5 separate regions of the Homo sapiens genome follow, and regions 1, 2, 3 and 5 are each linked to region 4. The links are chromatin loops, found by intact Hi-C in ENCODE. Cell type or tissue: endothelial cell of umbilical vein. All regions are shown on one strand. Region 1 overlaps LINC01968 (long intergenic non-protein coding RNA 1968). Region 2 has its middle 160 kb from the start of LINC01972. Region 3 overlaps XXYLT1 (xyloside xylosyltransferase 1). Region 4 overlaps XXYLT1 (xyloside xylosyltransferase 1). Region 5 overlaps XXYLT1 (xyloside xylosyltransferase 1).

Region 1 (5,000 bases), 380 kb after region 4:
CTAAAGGCAAAAGAATACCCTTGAGCCCTTAATAGCTTAAATATAGCAACTATATGCATCACTTCACAGTCTTTCACTTGCAGCCTCTGTCAATGGGTTTTACTTTAAGGTGCATTGTTTGTGTTAACATGAATTCTGTGTCATTATTCAAATAGTAAGCTCATTACAAAATCTTCAAGCCAGCTTTCTGTTTAAAATTCCATTTTATTTTTATAACACATTAATTTATATTCTAACTATAAAAAAATTAAAAATAGTTGGGACTTTCAGAAAAGCACTAAGAATAAAATGTAAATCTCCTGTAAAGAGTGGAATTGATCTAAAAGTGAAGGGCTGAAAGTTTGAGGGCATCTCTCATTCTCCTCTAAATGCAGTATGTCCTCTCAGCAGCTTCCCCAGCTGAAAGCGGGGCCATTTACTTTGCTTAAAGCATTTGCCCTTCTAAACTTTAGATTCCTTTTCTGCTAACTGGGGATTTATTTCAAAGGACTACAATGAGAATTAAATAAGGTAATGCAAGTAGGGCACCTAAAACAATGCCCAGCTCGGAGAAGATGCTCCAAAATATTAGCTCTGGGTCAGGCAGGGTGGCTCACACCTGTGATCCCAGCACTTTGGGAGGTCGAGGTGCGAGCATCAGTTGAGCTCAGGAGCTCAAGACCAGCCTGGGCAACATAGCAAGACCCCATCTCTAAAAGAAAAAAGTTGCTGGGCATAGTGGTGTGCACCTATAGTCCCAGCTGCTCAGGAGCCTGAGGTGGGAGGATTACTTGAGACCAGGAGTTCAAGGCTGCAGCAAGCTAGGATCATGCCACTGCACTCCAGCCTGAATGACAGAGCAAGAACTTGCCTCTAAATATATATATATATAAATATATATATATAAAATACATTATATATAAATATATATTTATATATTAAATATATTATATATAAATATATATTATACTCTATATATAGTAGCCCTGAGGCTTCATCCAGAGCAGAACATCCAGCGGGTATTCCATCAAGGAGTGTTTGCTTGCTTCTAAAGAAGAACATTCTAGCAATCAAAGCTGCCCATAACTTAAGGGTGTCCTGTCAAAGTGTCATATCAAATAATTTACCAGAAACTTTCAATAATAAAATTGAGAAACGCCTCCTTCAACTCTCTTAATCTCGTTTTCCCTGTAAAATCGGATTCTTTCTCTGGTCCCTGCCACTTAATTTCAGATATTGCTCAATTCATATTGAATTTATATTTTATGCTATATGCCAGGCATTGTGTTAGATGCTGTGGTCCAGCAGTGAACAGGATGGGCATGGGCCCCACCCTCGGGGAACTGCCAGCCCCAGAGCTGCAGGCATCTCCAATGCTGATGTCACTGTGGAAGTAGCTGCATTCCACATGGAGGAAACTGAGGAACCACGCTCATTCTTTTACTGACAGGGTTTTCCAAGGGATGGGACATGCATGGAAATAATTAATAGAGGTGACGTAGAGATTCCCAGGACCTCTGTTGGATCCAATCTGCAACCTGCCTTGGAGACGTCATCTGTGGGTCTTGGAGGTGGAGAGGAAATGCCTGGGATCCTAGGACTGCGTCACATTGATGCCCTTTCCCCTGCCTGCCCCCTCCAAGCCTTGGCCAGCCTGAAAGGAGCACATTGAGAAGTAAAACCGCATCCTCGGCTGCTTGAGTGCCTTTGCAAGACCTTCTTTTTTTATTATTATTATTTTTTTCTTCTGAGACAGAGTCTCCCTCTACCGCCCAGGCTGGAGTGCAGTGGCATGATCTTGGCTCACTGCAACCTCTGCCTCCCGGGTTCAAGCAATTCTCCTGCCTCAGCCTCCTGAGTAGCTGAGATTACAGGCACCCACCACCACACCCAGCTAATTTTTTGTATTTTTAGTTGAGACAGGGTTTCGCCATGTTGTCCAGGCTGGTCTCGAACTCCTGACCTCATGATCCACCCACCTCGGCCTCCCAAAGTGCTGGGATTACAGGCTTGAGCCACCACACCCGGCCTCTTTATGCACTCAGATGGACAGACGTGCTGTGCAGACAGTGGCGCTGCTGGGCTCTTTTAGAGAGGGACTGTCTCCCTAAATTGAAAACAAATTCTCCAGAAGTACAGGAAGCATACACAGGAACCAACCCAGTTAAATGAAGAATAACAGTTTACTGTGGCTCCTCAGTGAGAAGCTTCGGAGGGGATCCAGCAGCAGGCTAAGTCGTGGCAAGGTTGGATGAGTAAAAGAGAGAACGAAGACAGTCTCATAACCACAGCCTGTCCCTATGCCACCTCCATGTCTTGCCCTTCCGGACTAGTCACATTCTCACACACTCTGGCACACACACACTCATGCTCATGCTCACACTCACACTTACATGCACACACACACTTTTCCAGTTCAATGCCATTCCCCCGGATTGCTGCGGGTATGTGCCACCCCTCCCCCGCCCTTTCCCTGCATCAAACCAAAGACCACGTTTACTCACAGCCCAACCTTCGGGAAAACAGACCTCCTGGGCTGCTTCCTAAACTTCCTCTTATGCATCAAAAACACATTGTCCTTTCAAAGCTAGGACCGAGATAGGACCGAGACCTAATATTTCTCCCATGAGTCACTACATTACGCGTTACCAAGAATGCAGACCGCCTGTAAGAAGCCGTGCAGGTCCCTTAAGTACCTGAAGTCACAGCCACTTAACTCCAGCTGGACACATCCAAGCTGGGCTCACCAGTGTCTCATTGACTGGTGATCATGCGTCAGCCCTGTCAGGCCACCAGCCTGCCTAAAAGTCAACTCTCAACATGGCGTTCCTTTGCCAAGGAACCACTTGTGGGCAACATGGATGTCCACCCCTGGGCGTGGACAGGATGTAGTGGGTGTACTTCAGTGGTACTACACAGCCCTTAGAAGTCATTGCCTGTACGCACACTTGGTAGTATGAATGAATCTTAAAATCCTAGTGCCAAATAAAAAAGCCAGCAGCAGAATAACATATACGAAATCCCAAATCATTTACATACATTAAAGCAAAATGCATCCTAAGAACTAGGCAGCAATATCACTTATATAAGAACATGCACAAACACAAAGAAGGATGGCAAATGTATTAGAAGCAAGCCATCCCGCTATGGATGGGGAAATGAGAATACATAAGCAAATCAAGAGAGGGAATGTGTAGGGACCAATGATGGTAATATGTCATGAACTGCAGGATCTGATTAACTTAATCCTCTAATTTTCTTCACCAGAAGTCAAAAAAAGCAGAGGGACGTGGGGAGGACACATACATCTCTGACCTTGTTTACTGGTTTGTTTGTTTTTTTGGAGACCGAGTCTCACTCTGTCGCCAGGCTGGAGTGCAGCGGCATGATCTGGGCTCACTGCAACCTCCGACTCCCTGGTTCAAGCTATTCTCCTGCCTCAGCCTCCCAAGTAGCTGGCATTACAGGCACGTGCCACCACGCCCAGCTAATTTTTTTTTTTGTATTTTTAGTGGAGACAGGGTTTCATCATGTTGGCCAGGATGGTCTCTATCTCCTGACCTCGTGATCCACCCACCTCTGCCTCCCAAAGTGCTGGGATTATAGACATGAGCCACCGTGCCTGGCTGGTTTATTTGTTTATAGAGACAGGGCTTGTCCTGTCATCCAGGATGGAGTGCTGTGGTGTAATCATAGTTCACTGTAACCTTGAATGCCTGGGCTCATGGGCTCAAGCCATCCTTCTGCCTCAGCCTCCCGAGTAACTGAGACTATAGGTGTATGCCACGGCACCAGGCTAATTTTTAAAAAAATTTTTTTAGAGATGGGGTCTTGCTTTGTTGCACAGGCTGGTCTCAAACTCCATCTTTAAGTGATTCTCTTGCCTCAGCCTCCCAAAGTGCTGGGATTGCAGGTGTGAGCCACGGTGCTCTGCCTGGCCTAGGTTTACATTTCCAACCTCAGCTCCCACTTCCTTGAGCCTCAAGCCAAACAGGATGACCTGTGACTCACACAACACTCCCGATTCTTCGCCTTTGATTATGCTGCCCTTCTATGGCCAAGTCTGCCCCACACTTCCAGGGCCAGCTCCGGTGCTGCCCCCTCCACAGGCTTCCTCCTGTCTTCCTGAACCACCTGCTACTTTCTCTGCCCCACACTGCAGGCACTGGTCAGCATGTTTCGCAGCATGTCCTTATTTGTAGGCAGAAGTGACCCCAGTGGAGCCTCTAGGGTGGGGCTGCTCTGTTCAGGGAGGCTGTACACAGGGGCTTTTTGTGTCTTTGGCCATCTGCGCTCCAGATCGCAAGGTATGTCTTCTAAGCACACCCTTCAAAGCACTTCCTCTGAAAGGAGCACTTTCTCTACACAGAGATGCAGTACTTTCCCAGGAGAGCCCATCCCGAAGAAGAGGCCCACAGACAGATGCTTGGTGAATGGACAACTAGCAAGAGGACATCCACAAGCCCTTCTATAGTTAAGCCCTAGGCTCTCTTCCCATGCCCAAGACATCTCTCTGGCATCCCCTTTCCTCCCTTCCTGCAAGACCCAAGACTCAGCCGGGCTGCCTCTTCCCTTGCAAACTACTTCCACCCTGAGCCTCCTCTAAAATGGAACCTGACTGTGGAAGCCATTCTCTTGTTATTTGGACAACCACTCCCCACAGTCCCCCTCAACAATAGGTACTTAATCGGAAGCCACCTAGAGTCCTACAAACATAAAGATCTGGGAATTGGAAACCTTAGGAAGTGGTGAAAGCTCCGTTCCCTGTCTTCAGTGTGTAGATAGTCAGTAACAAACATTTCTGAGCACCTGTTATATGCTAGGCACTGATTTTGACCCTGGAGACATGATGGCGAGTAAAGGAACGTGAGCCCTCCCCTCATGGGGCTGGCTGATAATCTACTTCCCAGGGTGCAACTCTCACCCACTCTCCAAAGACAAGAATGTGAATTTTGCCAAATTCAATTTTCATTCCCCTGGGGCCTGTGCAGTGCTGGCAACAGAGGGGAGCCACTGGCTGG
Region 2 (5,000 bases), 190 kb after region 4:
ACCACTGTCTTGCTCTGGGACCCTGCTCACCTTGGTTTTATTCAGTTCATCACAGAGGTCCTCCAGGTCACGCTCCCCATTCCTGGCATCCTCACTTGCATCTGTGTGGACTCTGCTTCTCAGGTCACTGACCACATGCCAAGGAATGGCAAAGCACTAAGTTAAAACACGGTCTGCTTTGACGTGCTCCAGCCAACACTGTGTAGGAGGAAACTGGGAAGGCTGTCCTGGTAGACAGGCACTTTGTCCTCTCACTCTGGAAAACTTTAAGGAAGATCTTGCATACATTTGGGCATATTCAGAGACGGGCTTGTAAAAGGTTAAAGTGAGTTTTTTAGAAGTTATCAATTTGCTTTTCTCCCTTTGGACATTCTCCAAATGACACTCTTTTTGGAAAAAAATTTAAATAGTCTGAAACTCCATGAAATACACTTTAAAGCTGTAGTGGGCAGTAAAAATGTGGCATCTGTTTAACTGATTGCAATTTCTACTGGAAGGATCTGTGAGCAGCATTTTTAAAAGCTTTTTCTTTGCCTTTGGTTTCTCTTTGTGTCCCATTTGAGTAATTTCCTCTGACATCCTTCTGTCCCTGGGCCTAGAAGCCTGGTAAATAAGCTGGCCCCAGAGAGATCCAGGAGCCAGCAATATCCTGGAAACCTTAGGCCACGAGGTTAAGCACAAAACCGCTCTCTTTCCAGGAAGGAATGATTGAATCAGAGTAACGACCTTGGCTTTCAATTAGTCCTTGTCCAGCTTTTCCCACTGTTTTCCTCTCTGCTGCCTGCCCACCATGCCCCAAGCTGTGGAGGAGCTGGACCTGCTCCAGCTCTCCTGACCCTGGGACGCTGCACAAGTGTATCCTGTCATTGGTGTGTGCCTCAAGACTTCATGGGCCTACAAAGCTGAGCTGAGTCAAGCTTCCTCCCCAACTCCGAGAAGAATGCCTGTCAGGAAGCTCAAATATTTAGAGAATGTGAAATACAGGATTTTAATGGAAGCATTTTTCACCTCCTCTAGAAAGAGGCTATAGAGTTAGTGGTTGGTCTGTCTGCAAATTATTCTTACTCACCCTAGTGTGCCTTCCTGATTTCAACACAACAAGCTCTTGGTGCTTTTGTCTACCACAAAGAGATTTTGGCTGCAGTGATTCTCTCCACAGGTGCAGTCCAGTGGCTGTTGAAATGCAGGCACGGCTGTTAGTAAAGGGACCTGCCTCTGGATGTTCTTCTGCAATTATGGTGCCAGCCATGCTACAGGAAGACGTCAGGCAGGATGTCGAAACGTATTTCTAGATACTGTGCCTGGACTTGAGACCATGATGTTAGCAGCAGGACAGGAGAAACTCTAGTGTCTCTTTTGCTACTTGGCTCCAACACAAGTGGATAAAGTTTTCAATAATATTTTACTTTAAATTGCCATCCTTTCCATGGGAAGTGCCAAACCCTCTCCAGTCAATGCAATAGAGATGTTGCCAAAAGTAAAATTACACAATTTTTGCTTTGTCTGGTATGGTCTGTTGGATGAGTTCTCTTCTTTGCTGAAATAGATACATATTTATACATATCATAATGAAGATGCTTGAGGCTGGGCGCACTGGCTCACACATGTATTTCCAGCACTTTGAAAGGCTGAGATGAGAGGATCACTTGAGCCCAGGAGTTCAAGACCAGCTTGGGCAACACAGTGAGGCCCTGTCTCTACAAAAAAAAAAAAAAAAAAAAAAATTATCTGGGTGTGGTGGCACACGGTCATAGTCCCAGCTACTCCTCAGGCTGAGATGGGAGGATTGTTTGGGCCTGGGACATGAAGACCTGGGTGACAGAGTGAGACTCTGTCTCAAAAGAAAAAAAAATGCTCAAATTAAACATTAAAATAATGAAGTTGAGAGCATAATTCACATCTCTGGGCTACTGAGCTCCAACTACTTCACTGCTTTGGAATTTAAAAAAAAATCCTTGTGTAGCAGTATTGGCTTTTCCAGATGAAATTGGGCTGTACAAACATACTTTGAGATTGTGTGATTTCACTTAAAATGTGTGTCCTGGCTCAGAGACTTCATACAAAATCCAGTAGGTTCAGAGAAACATAATCCTTACTCTTGGATCACTTTAGAAAAAAAGAGTTCAGCCTTATGTGAAGCCAGAACAAAAATTTTTTTAGAGCCAAAGCCTTCCGTGTGGTGTTTGAGCCCGACTATTACTTCGTTGAGTGGGAATAATGGCGGCGGAAGGGAGAAGCCACGTGACTAAAGCAAAGTTCACGGTGTGACCGCTAGGGGATGGATCCGAAAAGTTCACGGCGTGACCGCTAGGGGATGGATCCGAAAAGTTCACGGTGTGACCGCTAGGGGATGGATCTGAGTCACACGGCACCAAAGTATCTTCGCAGCAGCGACTCTGTACTGGCCTGCAGCAACCTCAATTCTTGCCTCCCTGGAAGAAAAAATTTGACTAAGGGACATAAGACAGAATGAGAGACCAAGGCAAGTTTTAGAGCAGAAGTGAAAGTGCATTCAAAAGCTTTGGGGCAGGAATGAAAGGAAGTACAGTACACTTGGAAGAGGTCCAGGAGGGTGACTTGAGAGATCAAGTGCACAGTTTGACCTTTGACTCGGGGTTTTATATGTTGGCACACTTCCGGGTGGTCGCAACCCATCTCCCCTGATGCTTCCCTTGGGGTGGGCTGCCCACAAACATAGTGGCTTGCCAGCACTTGGGAAGGCCGCATGCGCAGTGTTTACTGAGGTCGTGCGCATGCTCACTCGAGGCGTTTTTCCCTTCCCAGTCCAGCATTCCTAGAGGAAGGTCATATACCAGTTAAACTCTGCCATTGTTCCTCTTAGTGCGCATGCTTGAGCTCAGTTACCAAGCCCCTGCGATCTCACTGGGAAGCTGCTGATCGCCAGTTTCAGATGTTTCTATCGATTGGAAGACTGCCTTTCCCTAGTGCTGGCTGCGACCAATTATTATTAATATTTTAAAGAGACAGTTAACAATCACCTGATGGTCGCCTGACATTCCTGGTCGGGGGTGGGGGGCCCTTTCCTGCCCTGCTCATGTCTGACTACCTACAGTAACAAAGGTCCTTTGAGACTCATCCCCCTGCCTCATTCCCTGACTCCCCATCAGCACTTGCTGCTGCCTCTCCACTTGGGAGGAAGAAGGAGTGTGGAGAGACTGAGTAGGCAGGGACAAGTGGGCAGTGAGAATTTGAACATATCTCCTTCAGTGTGGGGTGTATGATTTGCAGATGAGGAATAGACCGATAACATTTCTTTGACTTTGAAAATGCCTTTGACCCCTTGCAACACAAAACTTGCTTTACTAGCTTGGAAGACACATATGACTACATCTGTTTGTAATGTTCAGACTAATCACTTTAACCACCCCCACAGCCAAACTCACAGGAAGTTGGTCCCTCTTGAGATATTCCACCTTGTTTATCTGAGAATTCTTGTGCTCTCTCAGTCTGAAGGGACTTGTTGTGGGCTGAAGAAGGGAAGAACCAAGGCTCCCCCTCAGTCTTTCTCATTAACTGATTGGGTTGGGGAATCTACACTTAGGGAGGTCTAAGTTCCTTTTGTTCTCTGACTCCACATCCAAATGCTGCTAGTGGCCCATGGGGAGCTTTGGAGGAGGGTCTACTTGGACTTCTTTCCTGCCAGATCGTCCCAGACTCAATCATCTCAGCCCATCAGAGATCTTCTAATAGTGGGAATCTTCAAAAGGAAGGAGTCAGTGTTGCTTGTGAACTCTTCTCTCAGGAGGCTTCTTGACCTCTGCAAGTTCACCAGTCTCTTCCCAGAAGAGGGCAGTGAGATGGAGGAGGGACATGCTTATACTTGGTTTGGAAAATCTTCATGCTTGTGAATGAATGTAGGTTTAACCTTTTCCCACTCCCAAGGAGAATTCTGTCCACAGTAGGACGGTCTCACAAGACACAGGAGAGCTATGATGTTTCGTTGTGTTATGCGATAGAGAGTTTGAGGCTGTGGCAAGTGCTAGAAAGGCGTAAAATTTAATCCTAAGAAGTTTACCTTGACTTCAGCTATCTGCTCCAAGTAGAGGAGATACCTGGTAGCAGTGACATTAGTTTCAGAGTCCGCTCGCCTAGGCATGTGTGACTAACTGACAGTATATAGAACCTAGTCTGTGACCAGTTTTCTTTTCCCCAAAATTTTATTTAAAAAATTTCAATCCTACAGAAAAATATCAAGAACAGCTCTATAATAGGCACTTATGATCTGCATACTTTTCTGTAAGTATGTGATACTTCAATAAAAATTAAGAATAATATGATAAACATTCATATATTCTTCAGCTAGATCCACCAATTTTAATGTTTTGCTATATTCGAATTCTTTCTCTTCTCTCCTCCACCCAGACACACACAGAGAGATACACACGAACACACACATGTATTCATTATATATTAAAATGTGTATATATATGCATATATATTCTAATTTTATTTAACTATTTTAGAGTATGTTGCAGACATCATGATTCTTCATCCTTAAATACTATTTATTGCCTAAAAATAGGGCATTCTCCTACACAAACATGATCCTAGTATTACTTTGAGAAAACATTGATACAAAAGTATTATTGGGTAGTGCATGTTAAAGTTTTCCTAAGTCCATTGTATATGGATTTAAAAATATGTAGGATACAATCAAGGATCACACATCGCATTTAGTTGCCAAGTCTCTTTAGTATCTTTTAATCTAGAATAGTCCTCCTGTTTTCTTTTTTTGTTGGTTTTTTATGACACTGACATTTTTGAGAAGTCTAGAGAATTTGAATACTTCTGATTTACAGAACTTGAATATTTCTGATTGTTTCCTCAGGATGTATGTTAAACATTTTTGACAGGAATAGTACCTAGATGATATTGTTTACTTCCCATTCACTGTATTTCATGGTGGTGGGGTGGGGTAAGGGGAACCCAATGTCTTCTGGTCCCATTATATAAAGGTGATGTTAAAGTTTGATCGTTCA
Region 3 (5,000 bases), 78 kb before region 4:
CATTGGTGACTTGAACAAGCAGCTTCGCTGGAGCAGAGAATTGTGATCCTGAGCGGACGGGATATATAGTTGTCTTTTTTATAGGACTTTAATTTGTTTAGATAGTTTCAATTTTTTGCCATTTTATGATGCCATACTATGATGCTTGTGAACATCTTTAGGTACATAGTGTTTCTTAATATTATTTCCCAAGGATACTTATCAGAATAACATTTCACTATAATGCCACTAATATTTGGTTCTCAGTCTGTCCTTTGAAGACACTTTGAAATAACATAGCTTTTTTTTTTTTTTTTTTTAAATTGAGACTGAGTCTCACTCTGTTGCCCAGGCTGGAGTGCAGTGGCGCGATCTTGGCTCACTGCAGCCTCTGCCTCCCAGGTTCAAGTGACTCTTGTGCCTCAGCCTCCCGAGTAGCTGGGACTACAGGCGTGCACCACCACGCCCGGCTAATTTTTGTATTTTTAGTAGAGACGAGGTTTCGCCTTGTTGGCCAGGCTGGTCTCAAACTCCTGATCTCAGGTGATCCACTGGCCTTGGCCTCCCAAAGTGCTGGGATTACAGGCGTGAGCCACTGTGCCTGGCCACATTTTTGTTGTAAATAAATATCCCAGAGGAAAATGGAGACTAGCTGCTATTGTTTTAAGTTACAAGCTAATTGAGCCATGAAAACTCATTGCCAATTCAGTACCAAGAGGTGCAGAAGATAATTGCCTCGGTGCATATTGATTTTTTCCTATCCAGGGTGGTTATGCTGTGAGGTAATTGACAACACCGGGTTTTAAAAAGGATATACTAGTCCCAGTGTAAAATATTTTTCCTCCTGCTAACTGCTCTGCCTGTCCTCAAATGTGCTACTTTTTTTTTTTTAAAGGAAGTGACAATTAATGACTTGTCACTTGTTCAGCCAACATTGATAGCCAGTTTAGTCTTGTCTCATCCAATATTCCTTATTACTTTGGCATTTTAATTTGTACAAAGCCGTTTTCAGTTATCTTCTTTTCTTATCCTGTTACATTTGCTTTTACACGGTTGGGTCTCCTGAGTTTGCATCCCAAGCAAGTTAAAATTCCAGGCAGGTTATTTTTTCAGATTTAAACAGAGAAGGCAGAGGCCTCCTTTCTCCCTCCCTATGTTTTCATCGCCTGCCTGACTCATCTCTGGTCTCTTTCTCCGCCTATCTGCCTGTGTTATGTTTTCTTCCCCTGAGATCTGTTGCTGAAAGGCTGACTGCAGGAGCAGTGCTCAGCTCTGAGGGGGCATACCTATTGCCCCAGGGGTACTATTTGTACATGTCGGGGTTGTTGGCCCAGTAGTGATGCTGGCGGGGATGGGGAGGAGGCAGGACCCTGTAGGCTGTGGGGAATAGGGCAGGGTGAGTGCCACAGGGCTAGGGAGCATCTTGCCCTGCTTCCTGCCGCACCCTGCAGGATGGCAAGGCCACTTTCAGTTGGCAGAACTCTGTTGTCCTATAGGACAGATGCTAGCCACATGTGGCCATTTTTGTTTAATTAATTAAAAGTAAAGAAAATTAAAAATTCAGCTCCTCAGTCACACTAGCTGTATTCCAAGCGCTCAGTAGCCACATGTGACTAGCAGCTACTCTATTGGACAGTGCGGGTGCGGAGCGTTTCCATCAGGCACAGGGTTCTGCTGGACGGCGCTGTCCTCCAGGGCTTGGCTGCTTCCTGGGTGATTGAAGAAGCCAACATTGAGGGGCCTTGGAGACTGGCAGTGGCAGGTGACCTGGGCAAGCAGGCTGCAGCCTCGGGCTAGCCTGGAGGGAATGGCAGTGCCAGGCAGGGAGACTGAGGCAGTGAGGAGAAAGAGGGACTGTGACTTGGAGGTCCTGACCAGGCTCAGGCTCACTGGAGCTCATTGGATACTTCAATGCAACAGGACTGTGTCTAGACCATGGCAGGTGTGGCTGGCGGTGCTGAACTCCTGCAGGCCAGAGGGGTGAGCCTGCTGGAAGGGGCTCCAGCTGGGGTGCAGGAAGAGCATTCCCAGCACGGCACTGCCCGGGCCCTCCGAGCTGTTCCTGAGAGCTGTATGAATGGAGTTCCCGGGCTGGGCAGTAGGGGAACTGCCAGAGTGAAGGGACCAGGGCACAAAAGCTTTTCATTCATGAATCTCTTTCATTTACAACAAACCACGGGTAGCCTCTCCCCAGGGATCTAGATGGTTCCAGGAACAAAGGAACACACAGAAAAGAGAGTCCTTTTATTTTTTTAAAGCTGAAAGAGGCTCTGTCCAGTGGAAGAACTGCGGCCACTTCTCAGTGGGACTTCTGACTGGAACAGTCTTAGGCGCCTGAGCGACTCTGAGGAAGGAATCCGTGGTGGTCACCCCTGGGGAAGCCAGGCCACCTTCTCAGAGCACTTCAAGCCAGGCATGTCTTGCTGGTAATAGCAATGACATTGAGTATGACTGTAATAATAATAACTGCTAATACAGAAGGCTTACTGAGACCCAGGCATTGTTCTAAGTGCTTTATATGAATTCACTTAAGAGAACATTTATGAGAACGGTAGCCAGCTTTATCACTGGAGGGTTCTCAGTGGCCCTCCATAGCATTTAACGTCAACAACCATTGTAGTAACAGCTGCTGTTTTATGGTTTAAAGAGAATTTTTATGTACATTGTCCTTTTAAAAAAAAAACCCAGCTTTGTTGAGGTACAGTTTATACCATCACATTCATCCATTGCAAATGCACAATTCTGTGGTTTTAGTAAATTTATAGGTTTATGTAACCACGACCACAATTCGGTGTTAGAACCTTTCCATTCCTCCAAATGTTTCCTCTGCTTGTTTGAAGTTAATCTCTGCTCCTACCCTAGCCATGGGCAATCACTGATCTGCTTTTTGGTTCTCTAAATTTGCCCTTTCTGGTAATTTCATGTAAATTGAATCATATAATATGTAATCTTTTCCACCTGGGTTCTTTACTTAGCATAATGTTGTTCTTGAGGTTCATCCATGTTGTAGCATGTATCAGTCATTTATTCCTTTCAATTTGTTACACAGTGTTCCATTGTGTGGCTGTCCCACGTTTTGTTCGTGTGTTTGTTAGTTGATGGACGTTTGGACCGGTTTCACTTTGGAGCTATTATGAATAATGCTGTCGTGAGCATTATCTTTGTGTGAACATATATTTTCATTCTTATTGGGTAAATTCCTAGGAGTAGAATTGCTGGGTCATATGGGAAATTTATGTTTAACTTTGTAGGAAACTGCCTGTTTTCTCAAGTGCTTGTACTCATTTATATTCCCTTCTGGGAGGCATGAGGGCTCCAGTTTTTCCACAACTTCTCTAACATTTGCTATTGTCAGTCTTCTTACTACAGCCATTCTGGGAGTGTATAAAGGTATCTCATTTAATTTGCATTTTCTTAAAGACTAGTCAGGTGAAGCATCTTTTCATGTTCTTGTTAGCCCTTTGCATATCTTTGGTGAAATATCTGAATAGATATATAATTGAGTTGTTTATATATATATAATATATATATTAATTGGGGTGTTCGTCTTCTTATTACTGAGTTGCAAGCATTCCTTATATAACCTGGATGCAAGTTCTTTATAAGATATACGATTTACAAATATTTTTCTCCCAGTCTGTGGCTTATTTTCATTTTAATATTGATTTATTTTTTATGCACAAAATTTTTAATGTTGAAGTTCAGTTTATCAATTTTTTTATTGTATGGATAGGGCTTTTTGTGTCATTATCTAAGAATTCTTTGCCTAACCCAAGGTCAGGAATATTTTCTCCTGCAACATTTGTTTTCTAGAAGTTTTATAGTTTTAGCTATTACATTTAGATCTATGATCCATTTTGAGTTAATTTTTATGTATGATGTGAGATAAAGGTCCAAATTCTTTTCTTTTATTAATTTTTTTGCATTTGTATATCTAATTGACTGTCCTTTACCCGTTGAATTACAATAGTGATAAGTAATAATAATTACCTTCACATTTTTGTTGAAAATATATTGACTATAAATGTGAGGATTTATTTCTGAATTCCCAATTTTATTGCATTGATCTATAAGCCTTTCCTGTGCCAGTATCACACCGTCTGGATTTCTGTGGCTTTGTAGTTATTTTTAAGATCAAGTAGTGTGAATTTTCCAACTTTGTTATTATACAAAATTGTTTTGGCTTTTTTAAGTTTTTGCATTTCCATATACATTTTAGGATCAATTCATCAATTTCTACCAAAAAGTCTGCTGGGATTTTGATAGTAATTTACATATCAGTCTGGGAGGAATTCCCATCTTGACGGTGTTGAGGCTTCCAATGCATGAACATGAAATGTCTCTCCACCTATTTAGATCTTCTTTAGTTTTCTCAGCAGTGTTTTGCAGTTTTTAGTATGCGAGTCTTGTACTCCTTTTATTAAGTTTATTCCTAAGTATTTTATTATTTTAGGAATGGCTTTTTTTTTTTTTTTAGACGGAGTCTCGCTCTGTGGCACAGGCTGGAGTGCAGTGGTGTGACCTCCGCCCACTGCATCCTCCACCTCCCGGGTTCAAGCGATTCTCTTGCCTCAGCCTCCCAAGTAGCTGGGATTACAGGCGCACACCACCACTCCTGGCTAACTTTTTTGTATTTTTAGTAGAGACAGGGTTTCACCACGTTGGCCAGGCTGATCTTGAACTTCTGACTTTAGGTGATCTGCCCACCTTGGCCTCCTAAAGTGCTAGGATTACAGGTGTGAGCCATCGTGCCTGGCCAGGAATGGATTTTTTTGAATTTCTTTTTTTGATTGTTTTGTTGCTAGTATATAGAAGTGTGATTGATTTTATATCCTGAAACCTTGTTAAACTCCTTTTTCTGTGTGGATTCCTTGAGATTTTTAACATACAGGATTATGTCATCTGTAAATAAAGACAGTTTCCTTCTTCCTTTCCAATCTGATGCTTTTAATTAATCAATTGCTTAGTTAATTCATTTTATTTTTTGCCTTATTCCACTAGCTAGAACTTCTAGGACAGTG
Region 4 (5,000 bases):
TCTGCCCTCCTTTGAGTAGATCATCTTGTCCGTGGAACCTGGATAGAGGCCTTAGGCTGAAGACAGAGGAGAAATCTAAGCTTTTTGTTTTCAGAGAGAAAAGAGACAGCATGTGAGTTTTGAGTGGAATCTGATCCTAGAGACAGGCAGCCGGTACCCCAGTCACGAGCAGGAATCCTGCGGGCCCAGTGGGAACTTCCCATCCCAAGGGAATGCAGGGACAGGCTGCTCCCCCCGCCCCGCCCAGCCCCTGACCTCCCCCTGCCTTCCCTGCTTCAGCCACAAACCCCTTGACCTTGTTGTTTCAACTGCAGAACAGGCTCCCCAGCTATTGTTCTTGGAGATGATTCTGTGATCTTAGGACCTTTGAGAAAAGAACAAACAGCTAGGAAAACACAGGGTGGTTAAAAGATGTTTGTGATGTTTGTGCCGTATGGAACAAAAGAGGCATTCGGGAGACTCAGCATTGTTCTGCGGAGTGAGGACGAAACAGCCCTCGGAGGCCTCCTCTCATCTGGGGGCATCCAGCTCATTGTCGTGGAATGTAGCTCCAGCCATCGCTTCATTGTCAGGCCATATACTCTGTGCGGGGCCCGGGCTAGGAGTGTGTTTACACTTGATTCACTTGGAATCCTCTCCTGGTTTCTGATCCATTCTTTCTGTCTTCTTGTTGGGAAAAGTGGCTCATGTTATCACCCAGTCACTCATTTCATAGCAGCTACCCAGGTCCCTTACTGGATACCCTTCATCGCCTGTCCTCAGCAGGACCAATAAAGTCATATTTATACAGCAATCTAAGGTCACATAGTCATTTTATGTGATTTCCCTTATTGGATTTTTATATCAGCTTCACTATATATGTTATTTCCTTTTTTTTTTTTTTTTTTGTTTGAGATGGAGTCTCGCTGTGTCTCCCAGGCTGGAGTGCAATGGCGCAATCTCGGCTCACTGCAACCTCCACCTCCCAGGTTCAAGTGATTCTCCTGCCCTAGCCTCCCGAGTAGCTGGGATTACAGGCGCGTGCCACCACACCCAGCTAATTTTTTTTTTTTTGTATTTTTAGTAGAGACAGGGTTTCACCATGCTGGCCAGGCTGGTCTTAAACTCCTGACCTCGTGATCCACCCGCCCTGGCTTCCCAGAGTGCCGGGATTACAGGCATGAGCCACCGCGCCTGGGCTTATTTCCATTTTTTCAAAGACAAAACTGAGGCTCAAAGCAGAGAGGTGACCTGCCTGCTGATGTACAGCTAATGACAGAGCCCCAGAGGAACGCAGTGCTCTTAGAACCCCACTGAAGATTCCTCCTTCAGGGAACTACGTTTCGAAAGTTTACTACGTCACCTCCTTCGGGAATTCTGAAACATTGTGTACTCGTATCTTTACCCGTGAAAGCTGTTTCTGGGATTGGCGCTGTCAACTCCAGGCCCAGGTCTCTCTAATTCTGGGTTGGTAGGTTTTGCATTAATGAGATTTAACTCACCATGGTTCATTTCTCCCTTTGCAGTCCCTTGTGTATGCCCCTGGGGCATAGGTGCCTGTGGCAAGTCTGTGAAGGCTGCATTCTCCCCCAGCTTGGAATGCCCAGTGCCCCTGCTGCAGCCCACAGCCCTTCAGAAGGTGATTGCAAGGAAGCCAAGCCTAACCTCATCTTCCGTTCCTTCTGCCATGTCCACACCTGGCGTCACCTGTGCAGCCTTTCCTGCATGAGTCATGGCCAGGCAAGCTCGGTGACATGCACTGGGAGCCCGGTGTGGAAGCTGGGAGGCAGTCATTGTGTAGTCACGCTAGTGGTGGCCACGGGCCATGGGGCTCCTAAGGAAATTAGAAGGACCTTTGGAACTGCCTTCCTCCCCACCCTGCTCTGTATCTCCTTCAGAGTTTTTCTGATAGGGGTAGTGCTGACTTGTTCCTTGGGAAGGCTTGGAGATTTGGGGTCTTCGCCTGCATCTTATCAAAATCCCTGTGTCTCACTGGAGGAGTAAGAACCTGACCTGCCATCAGGAAATGCCTTAGATGAGTGCTCAGCACCGGTGGCAGGACTGGGGATGTTTAGTTAAGATAAGAGAAAGCCCAGGGGGGCATTATCTCTGTCTTCATATGGGACAGGAAATGTACTTGTTCCTTGTGGCTCTAGGGGGCAGGACGTGGAGCAGAGAGCAGAAGCGTTAAGGGGTGAAATTCAGCATCATGTGAGAAAGAACTCACTAAAAAGTCATTTTCAAAAAGTAGAACATGCTGCCCTGAGCAGAGTGAATTTCTTCTTCCTGGAAATTTCCAAGTGTTATTCCGACGGGGAGGCTGTGGCCCAGGGGCCCAGGAATGGGAACTCCAGTGCTGAGTGGCACTGAGATGGCCACTGACCTTTACACTTATTGGCATGTAATTAGTCCCCTCCACAGTGTCCTGTAGTGACAGCTACCCACAAGAGCTGAGCTCCGGGCAGGCACCACAGAGGGAAAGAGGGCCAGGGACCCCTCATTCTTATTGTTTCCCTGGATGTGTGCATGCATGTGTGCGTGAGAGAGGGGGGTGCATGGAGTTTTTCCCTTTGTTTCCACGCTACCCCGACCCCTACTCCACACCAAATAACTCATTTAATAACTTGGAATCCTCCCATATGTTTATCTGTGCTTATAAAAGTCATAGACACTTATGACACACATCAACACATAGATACATGTACAAGTTTTTAAAAATTGTTTTATAAAAATGAGATCATATGAATCAAATTTACTGCATGTTGCTTTTCTTGCTCATCAGTACTTCATAGAAAAATCCCTCAAGTTCACTGGTATGCCTCTCTTATTTCATTCTGCTAATGTAGTCCATAGGATGGATGGCCCACATCTGATTCAACATTCTTACTTTGATGGCATTCATTTTATCTCTAGTTTTTTCACTTATAAATAATGCTTCCACAAACATTCTCATTTGTACATATGGACGCGTGTGTGTATGTGTCCTTCCGAGCTAGTGCTTTTATTTCCCAGGCATAGATTCCCAAGAGTAGGAGTGCTGAGCTGAAGGGGATGTGTGTGTGTGTGTGTGTGTGTGTGTGTATACACTATATATATATAGGATGTTTCCAGATTGTTTTCCCAATAAACTACAGCAATTCTCACTTCCATTAATAGTACATGAAGGCACCTGTTTCCACATCCCCGTAGCATCAGTTGTGATTTCCTTGTTTGTGCTGGCTGGGCTGATGGGTGGGCAGTAACACTTCATTGTTACTTTGTTTCATTTCTCTGACCCCTGGTGTGCCTGAGCATTATTGTATAGGATTATCTGCCATCTGGATTGCTCTTCCCCCAATCACCTGTGGGACCTTTGCCTGTTTTGCTCCCGAGGTTCCAGAAAGGAGAACAAGGCTTTCTGGGTCAGGCAGGCAAGCAAGTGTGTTTCCGTCTCAGCCTTTACCTGGTCCTGGAGATGGTCAGCCCTCAATGACTTACCTTCCCTTTCCCTTCTGCACAGTTTTTAGAGTCCCCAGAAATGGGAAATTAAATCTTATTCTCCCAAGCGTCCCAGGGTAAGGGTGAGGGAGAGAGCAGGAAATAGAGTTGCAAGCCGGTGAGAGCTGATAAGTTGTCCTGTGGATTGGTTCTACTGTCTCTCTCTTGTGTTTCCTGGGCCAAGTTCCCTCCCTTCTTGCTGATGTGCACTTGGCAGTGCACCTGTAAATAGTTTGGATCTTGACTGATGTTTCTGAAGCTTCAAGTCTCACTACTCAAAGTGTAGTTCATGGACCAGAAACAGAATCTCAGACCCCACCCCAGACCTACTGACTCAGAATCTACATTTTAACGAGATCCCCAGATAATTCACAGAAACATTAAAATTGGAGAAGCATTGGCTTAAAGCATTCTGGTTAGAATTTGTGAGGGGAAACAGACACGCTTAGAACTTACTTGCCCAGAAATGTTGCTGCAGTTGAGAATGTTTTAGATGTGTCAGTAGATCCAGCATGGTGCAGATTCCACCGCTCGTGGTGGCATGCCTTCTTTCTCTTGCTCTTGAGATCTCATAGTGCATGTCACCTACCAGAACACAGCGCCCCTCTGCCTTGGGTGACAGGAAAGCTCAACACACCCCAATCCAGCTGCTTCTCCCTGTCGCTGAGTCTTATAGGCCCATCAAGTCCACGTAAACAACCTGTTTTAGATAGCCCGACTCCGTTTGTGGCAAATAGTGCATGCTTCAGCTGCCTGACTTGAGTTTCCTGCCATCTCCTGAGCGGCCCAGCTCCTTATCACTGTCCCTGTCACCTGTCCTCGGTCTTTGTCTCCTGAGCCTGAGGACAGCCTCAGCGCCTCCAGTTTTCATACAGAGCTGCCCCCATCAGACCCTCTCGCCCTCTGACAAAGCACTGTTAGTTACTCTCTAGATAACCGAGGTCCGGTCCTGGCCTGCACCTGCCGCCCTCCTTCCTCCACCTCGGACGTGAACACCTCAGCTCAAAGGTGAGAGCGCACACGGTGTGCTGCCGGAGCCAGACGAGGGGGTTACTGCTCCGCACCAGATGAAGGGAGTCGTCCTGTAAATAGCTGTGCTTTCCAAACCACTTCCACTGTGGCTCCTGAGGCCTTCACGCGTGCTCGGTTTGCCAGGCAGGGTTTATCAACCAGGGATCGCGTAGGAAGCAGAAACCACTCCAGGTGGTGTAAGCAGAAGGAGTTTCTTGTTGGAATTAGGTGCTTACAACATTGTTGGAGGGGCTCAAGGGGCAGGTTTCCGGCTGGGCCTTTTGAAGGACTCCTGGCTAGTTCAGAAGCAGCTGTTGCCAGCCCACAGCCATTCCTGGACTCTCTAGGAGGCTGAAGGATGAACAGTCTAAGTTGAGGTCTGAGGATTATGGAGTTTGGACAGAAATCACCACCACTGCCCTGCTTTTCTGGTACTCAGGAAGCGGCAGCACGACCTGGGTTCAAGGTGACTGGGACCGTCTAACCAGCAGTGACAGCCAGAAGCCACATTCTCACCGGGCACGTCTCATGTG
Region 5 (5,000 bases), 65 kb before region 4:
ATGGAATATTCCCTGAGCTGGTGTTTCCAGTCTTTAGTCTAAGTTCTAAGACACTGAGCATTCCAAAACCCCTACTGTTCTGTTTCCCAGAACAGACCTTTCTTCCCTATTCTCCAGCACCCTCTGTTCCTTCCCCTTTCCTTTCCTTTTCTTTTTCTTTTTTCCTTCCTTCCTTCCTTCCTTCCTTCCTTCCTTCCTTCCTTCCTTCCTTCCTTCCTTCCTTCCTTCTTCCTTCTTTCCTTCCTTTTTTCTTTAATGGGAGTGAGGTCATTTGTGGAGCTGTCACTGCTCTGCAAGAGGGCAGGCATGAGGGGTGCCAGGCCCTCCTGACTTCTACCTTCTGATTTGTATGGTTTGTAAAATGAGCTGTATAAATGCCCAACATTTGATCAAACGAAACTGAAAGGATGATTGATGATGCGGGGATCAAACTTACCATTTGAATGTAGACCATTTTATTGGTAAAGATGAATGAGAATGATTTGGCCTGAAAGGGAACTTCAGATTTTTTTCCTAATTGAAGTAGTCACTTCTTTCAGAATGCTAAGTTCCCTGGAATATTTTCCCAGCCTACTGTGTCTATGATAGACTCAAATATTGGAAGTTTTACCGGCTGTGTGTGGGGTGGGGAAGGAATTCTGTTGGTTCTCCGGTGAGTCCTGAAGAGACCTTGTTTCTGGGTAAGTAGACCTAATCAGGGAGACTTAAATGTTTCTTGGGGGGGTTCTTCCAAACCATTTTGAGGATTTTCTTAAACTTCCAGAATTAGGAGGCCATTTATTAAGATAGTCTGAGGTATGGTGTCAGCCAACAAGGTGAGTTGGGATTTTAATCATGGTTTCAGTTTAAAGGCAAAGGTTTAATCATGTTTTCGGTTTAAAGATCATGCCGTTCAGTTAGCCCTTTGTTATGATCTAAAGGTGTTTGACAGCTTGAAATCCAAAAGGAGGTCAACTGAGGTATGGAGAGCTCCACATATTGGGCTAAAAGCCAGTCACATTTAGCATTTTGGAAAGTTATGTGAAAAATTGATATCGTCTGTTGTAAAACTGAAGCAATTGCCAAGCTTGTCCATTGTTCTTTTGCACTGAATTAACTCACTCTTAATAAAAGGACCGACACAGGGCCTTACACGGGTGGTCTTTGTGCAGGGCCCACCTGTGTATCTTGCTCTGATGGTTGTCTTTGCTCATAGCTCAATGATGCTGATTAAATGAGTTTAAGTGTGCTGGACAGTGTTGCACAAACTAGGCCATTTGTGTGTCTTTTCTCTTTCTCTTCCTTTGTAGATTATAAATTCAGCCTGTATTCTAACAAAAGATTTTCATTCCAGAATTTAAGGCAGTGTTCTTCTCTCAAAATGATATGCCTCACAGATGGTCTAGGGCAGCCAAGTGGATCACATAGCCCTTCGATCCTGGGAAGTGTCAGGCCTTCCAGTTTTTTTCTGACCATTCAGCCTTCACACTGGTTCCCTTCTAGTCTTGGACTGTTGAGGGGTAGAGTCCTAGTTGGTCCCAAATTGCCCCTTTCCTGGGGACCAGGGTGGGTAACAGTTGGGTTCTGGGCTCCTTGGTAGTTTCACTCCCTTCCTGTTTGCAACCATAGCAGAGCTTTGGATCATTCTGGAGGGACTTGAGTCCCCTGGATTCCTGAAAATGACCTAACCTTTTTGGATTCCTAGAACCAGACCTTCTGGCACTGGCCACAACAGATGGAAGCCAATTTTTCAGAGACCCAAAGGACAGACCAATCGTAGCCTGAATCCCAAGAGTTCAGTGGGAGACACACTGTATTCGTCTGTTCTCACACCGCTACGAAGAAATACCCGAGACTGGGTAATTTATAAATGAAAGAGGTTTCGACTCACAGTTCCACATTGTTTAGGAAACTTACAATCATGGCAGAAGACAAAGGAGAGGCAGGCACCTTCTTCCCAGGGGTCAGGAGGGACTGAGGGCCAGTAGGGGAAATGCCAGATGCTTATCAAACCATCAGATCTCATGAGAACTGACTATTACTAGAACAGCGTGGGGGAAACTGCCCCCATGATCCAATCACTTCTTACCAGGTCCCTCTCACGATGCGTGGGGGTTATGAGGATTACAATTCAAGGTGAGATTTGGGTGGGGACACAGCCAAACCACATCACACACAGTGAGTGGAACAGGGTAATGAATTTAGAGCCCCAAACCTGAACCCCATTCTTGCTTTCTCATTATATGAGCTCATCAATTATTTGTCCTGCCCGAGCTTCCGTTTCTTGACTTATAAAATGAGGATAAGAACATGCACCTCACAAGGCTTTATAGAAAAGAAAGGAGATGAAGTGTGTAAAAACGTGATATAAGCTATCATAACATAGTTAATCTTCTTTATAGATTTAGGAATTCTTCTATTGTTGGTACATACGTTAGTACAGGCACATTAGAAGTTTCTCAGTAATTTTTTGGGGTTCAGGGAGTTGTTTTGGCAGCCCCATGCTAAACGTTTTAATCCTTACCGTTTATAGGGAGGCAGTTGTTTTTATTGTTGAGAGAAAAAATAGATTTCACATAAAGGGATGAAAAATGTAAGGTCTTTTGTTCTTTTTATTAATTTCCTTCCTTTCGTCAGTGACTTTTTGTATTAAGATCTACACTCTTGATGGGGAAAGCAGACCTCGGCTTATTGCTAGGTTTCAGGGGAGTGGGGGAGGAGGGAGAATGAAAAACAAGCAGGATGTTTCCTCCTCCACGGAGCTGTTTATAAGCTTTTGGCAGCATGAGTAACACACTGTGCTCGTCTAGTGAGTCTGGCTCTGCGGCTCTGAGGCTTGCCCATTTGCATATAGGACTAATTGATTTATTGGGAGAATGAGACTTAGAACCTTTAGGATGGAGATGTTACCTTCCAGTCTCTTGTATAGTAAAAGCTACTATGATTACTTTCAGTAGATAAACAAGTTGCTTTATGTAGTTGTCCTCGTCAGGTAATAGCAGCAGCAGCAGCAGTGACAGTTGACATTAACTGAGCAATTATTAGAGGTTAGTCACTATTCTAAGTGCTTTACATGTGCTGATTCCCGATCTGCACTGCCACCATATAAGGTAGGAAGGCGGATATGGTAGTTTCCCATCTTAAAGGCGAGAGAATCCAGCACAGAGGGGTTAAATGACTTGCCCGGGAGCACATACCTCGTTTAGGGGCTGGCACAGTATCTGGAAAGATGATGACTAGGTTTTAGGGTGTTGGATCAATGAGTGAATGAGTAAATATGCCCTTCACAGTGTCTGTCACAAGGCAAGGACTCAACAAATGGCAGTTTTTAGTCATATTGCTCTGGAATTGGACCAGAGAACTGGAGTGTTTGTTGAGATAGAAAGTGTGTTTGTAGTAGCATATTTTATTGGAGACCTTGGGTGACCAGCTTTCTCAAGAAAAATACGGAAGCTCATTAGGAGCTAACCTCTGACTTTAGCTTGGGCAGTTTACCCATTGTCCATGAGTTAGGCCATTCATTCATCTTCCCCTCTTATTTCCATGTATTATGCAGTGGTTAAGGGTATCAGCTGTGGGAGGAACAGCCCTGGTGCAAAACCCAGCACTGCCAGATACCACCTGTGGGCACTTAACCACTTGGGCCCAAGACTTCTCCTCTGAAATGAGGGTGAGAGGATCCAGCACATGGCTGGATACATTATCCATGGAAATACACCTATCTCGAGGGTTGTTGTGAGCACCAAGTGAGCTTATATACAGGAACAGCTTCCAACAGTACCTGGCACACAGTAAGCACTCAAGCAGTGTTACCTGCTCACACCATGATTGTGGATATCTATTATCATCCACTTCCTCAGTCCCCTGTCACAGCCCTCAGAGAATTTGAGGTGTTCACTAAAATGACACAAAGGTGAAAAAACAAAACCAAGTAGACACTCAGGGCCAGGGGGTAAATGTGTAGAAGATGAAAGTGTAGACCTCATAGAAAAAGACATAAAGGCACGCCTGGTGGCAAAACATGCTCCGCAGCCCCGCAGCCCCGCAGCCACGCAGCCACGCAGCCACGCAGATACACAGCCAGTGTGAAAAGGGAGATTGTCATCCTTTATGGAGCCGTCATTGTCAGAGAGAAGGAAGCAAGTCAGTCCTCAGGGGAAGCAAGTCAGTCCTCAGGAGAAGCACAGTGTTCTCAAGCACCGACTTCTCAAATAAATTACCTTTATTTCTCTTTTTAGAACATGTTCTCTAAGTGCTACACACCTGGCCGCAGGTGGGCCCCATCAAAGGCTCAGATGCTCCGGCCTTGTCTTTCCCTCTCACGGCCTGGAGTCACCACCCTTTAGCCCTTTGTCTGAACTGAATTCCTTGAAATCAGTTGGGCATTTTATATTTTGGTTTGTGGTCAAACCTCATTAGCCAAGAAGGGATGAACCATACCACTTACTTTTGTATAGCTAAAGGTCTGGGCGACAGTGGCCTTGAGGACCCCTCACGAGCAAAGTCCTGAGGCAGGACTAGGGACAGGCCTTGGAGCTTCTCCCGAGGAGGGCCGGCGCTGCCCTTGCTCCTGGCGAGCAGGTGTGTGCTTGCAGGGGTGGGGGCAGTGGGCAGGCGCCTTTCCCGTCTGCTTGTGTGTGTCCAGAGCTGTCAGACCCATGTTCCTGGTCACGTTTGCAGTGGCACGGGGTGCTCCAGCCACCGCCGTCTGGTGCTCTTAGCCAGACGGGGCCACATCACGCTCTGGAGAGGGCTGGGAAGGGCCTTAGGGTCTGGCCTCAGATGCTGACCCTTATCTGTTTGTTTGCTTCTTTTCAAGGGCTACAGAGCCAGGAAGAGGAGCATAGAAAGAAAAAGGAACAGGAAATTGTTCAAAAGAAGTTCATGAAATGAGAAAAGCAGCAGGAAACAGCTCGGGAATCGGCGAGGCTGCAGCCGAAGGAAGTGTGTCTTGAGGGCCAGGCGGGCCAGGGGGATAAACCATCCAGACCTTTGTGGCTCCTTCCTTCTGGGCCCTCATG

What was found. A loop is a pair of places that touch in the nucleus more often than their neighbours do. Peaks named below come from ENCODE experiments on the same cell type or tissue, not always from the same donor. Only the 100,000 strongest peaks of a DNase experiment are listed, where the experiment ranks them.
Region 1: a loop joins it to region 4, with 5 times the contacts of the local background. A loop is called at or near these places in 6 of 110 quality-filtered maps.
Region 2: it touches region 4 in a loop (14-fold over the local background); 4 of 110 quality-filtered maps call a loop at or near these places.
Region 3: it touches region 4 in a loop (4-fold over the local background); 8 of 110 quality-filtered maps call a loop at or near these places.
Region 5: it touches region 4 in a loop (4-fold over the local background); 6 of 110 quality-filtered maps call a loop at or near these places.

The regions. Positions count from the first base shown.
Region 1 is chr3:194,738,690-194,743,689 of GRCh38, reverse strand. The region is part of intron 1 of LINC01968 (long intergenic non-protein coding RNA 1968); the gene reads right to left. The region is part of intron 2 of LOC105374292 (a long non-coding RNA gene); the gene reads right to left. Among named protein-coding and RNA genes, the nearest start is that of LINC01972, 28 kb to the left of the region's middle. In endothelial cell of umbilical vein, a CTCF peak has its summit at 4,042; DNase peaks (open chromatin) are centred at 2,579 and 3,999; H3K27ac peaks cover 3,503 bases.
Region 2 is chr3:194,926,755-194,931,754 of GRCh38, reverse strand. No RefSeq gene overlaps it. Among named protein-coding and RNA genes, the nearest start is that of LINC01972, 160 kb to the right of the region's middle. In endothelial cell of umbilical vein, a CTCF peak has its summit at 2,319; a DNase peak (open chromatin) is centred at 794; H3K27ac peaks cover 3,704 bases.
Region 3 is chr3:195,192,741-195,197,740 of GRCh38, reverse strand. All of the region lies in intron 2 of XXYLT1 (xyloside xylosyltransferase 1), which reads left to right. Among named protein-coding and RNA genes, the nearest start is that of XXYLT1-AS2, 47 kb to the right of the region's middle. In endothelial cell of umbilical vein, no CTCF peak of the experiment used is centred here; DNase peaks (open chromatin) are centred at 1,130, 2,370 and 3,060; H3K27ac peaks cover 3,127 bases.
Region 4 is chr3:195,115,175-195,120,174 of GRCh38, reverse strand. The region is part of intron 3 of XXYLT1 (xyloside xylosyltransferase 1); the gene reads left to right. Among named protein-coding and RNA genes, the nearest start is that of MIR3137, 17 kb to the left of the region's middle. RefSeq lists enhancers at 1,998-2,057, 1,791-2,331, 2,332-2,874. In endothelial cell of umbilical vein, a CTCF peak has its summit at 2,138 (motif pointing right); DNase peaks (open chromatin) are centred at 444, 1,684, 1,864 and 3,374; H3K27ac peaks cover 3,846 bases.
Region 5 is chr3:195,180,314-195,185,313 of GRCh38, reverse strand. The region is part of intron 2 of XXYLT1 (xyloside xylosyltransferase 1); the gene reads left to right. Among named protein-coding and RNA genes, the nearest start is that of XXYLT1-AS2, 35 kb to the right of the region's middle. RefSeq lists enhancers at 1-1,076, 4,101-4,678, 4,679-5,000. In endothelial cell of umbilical vein, no CTCF peak of the experiment used is centred here; DNase peaks (open chromatin) are centred at 2,033, 2,703, 3,413 and 4,773; H3K27ac peaks cover 3,884 bases.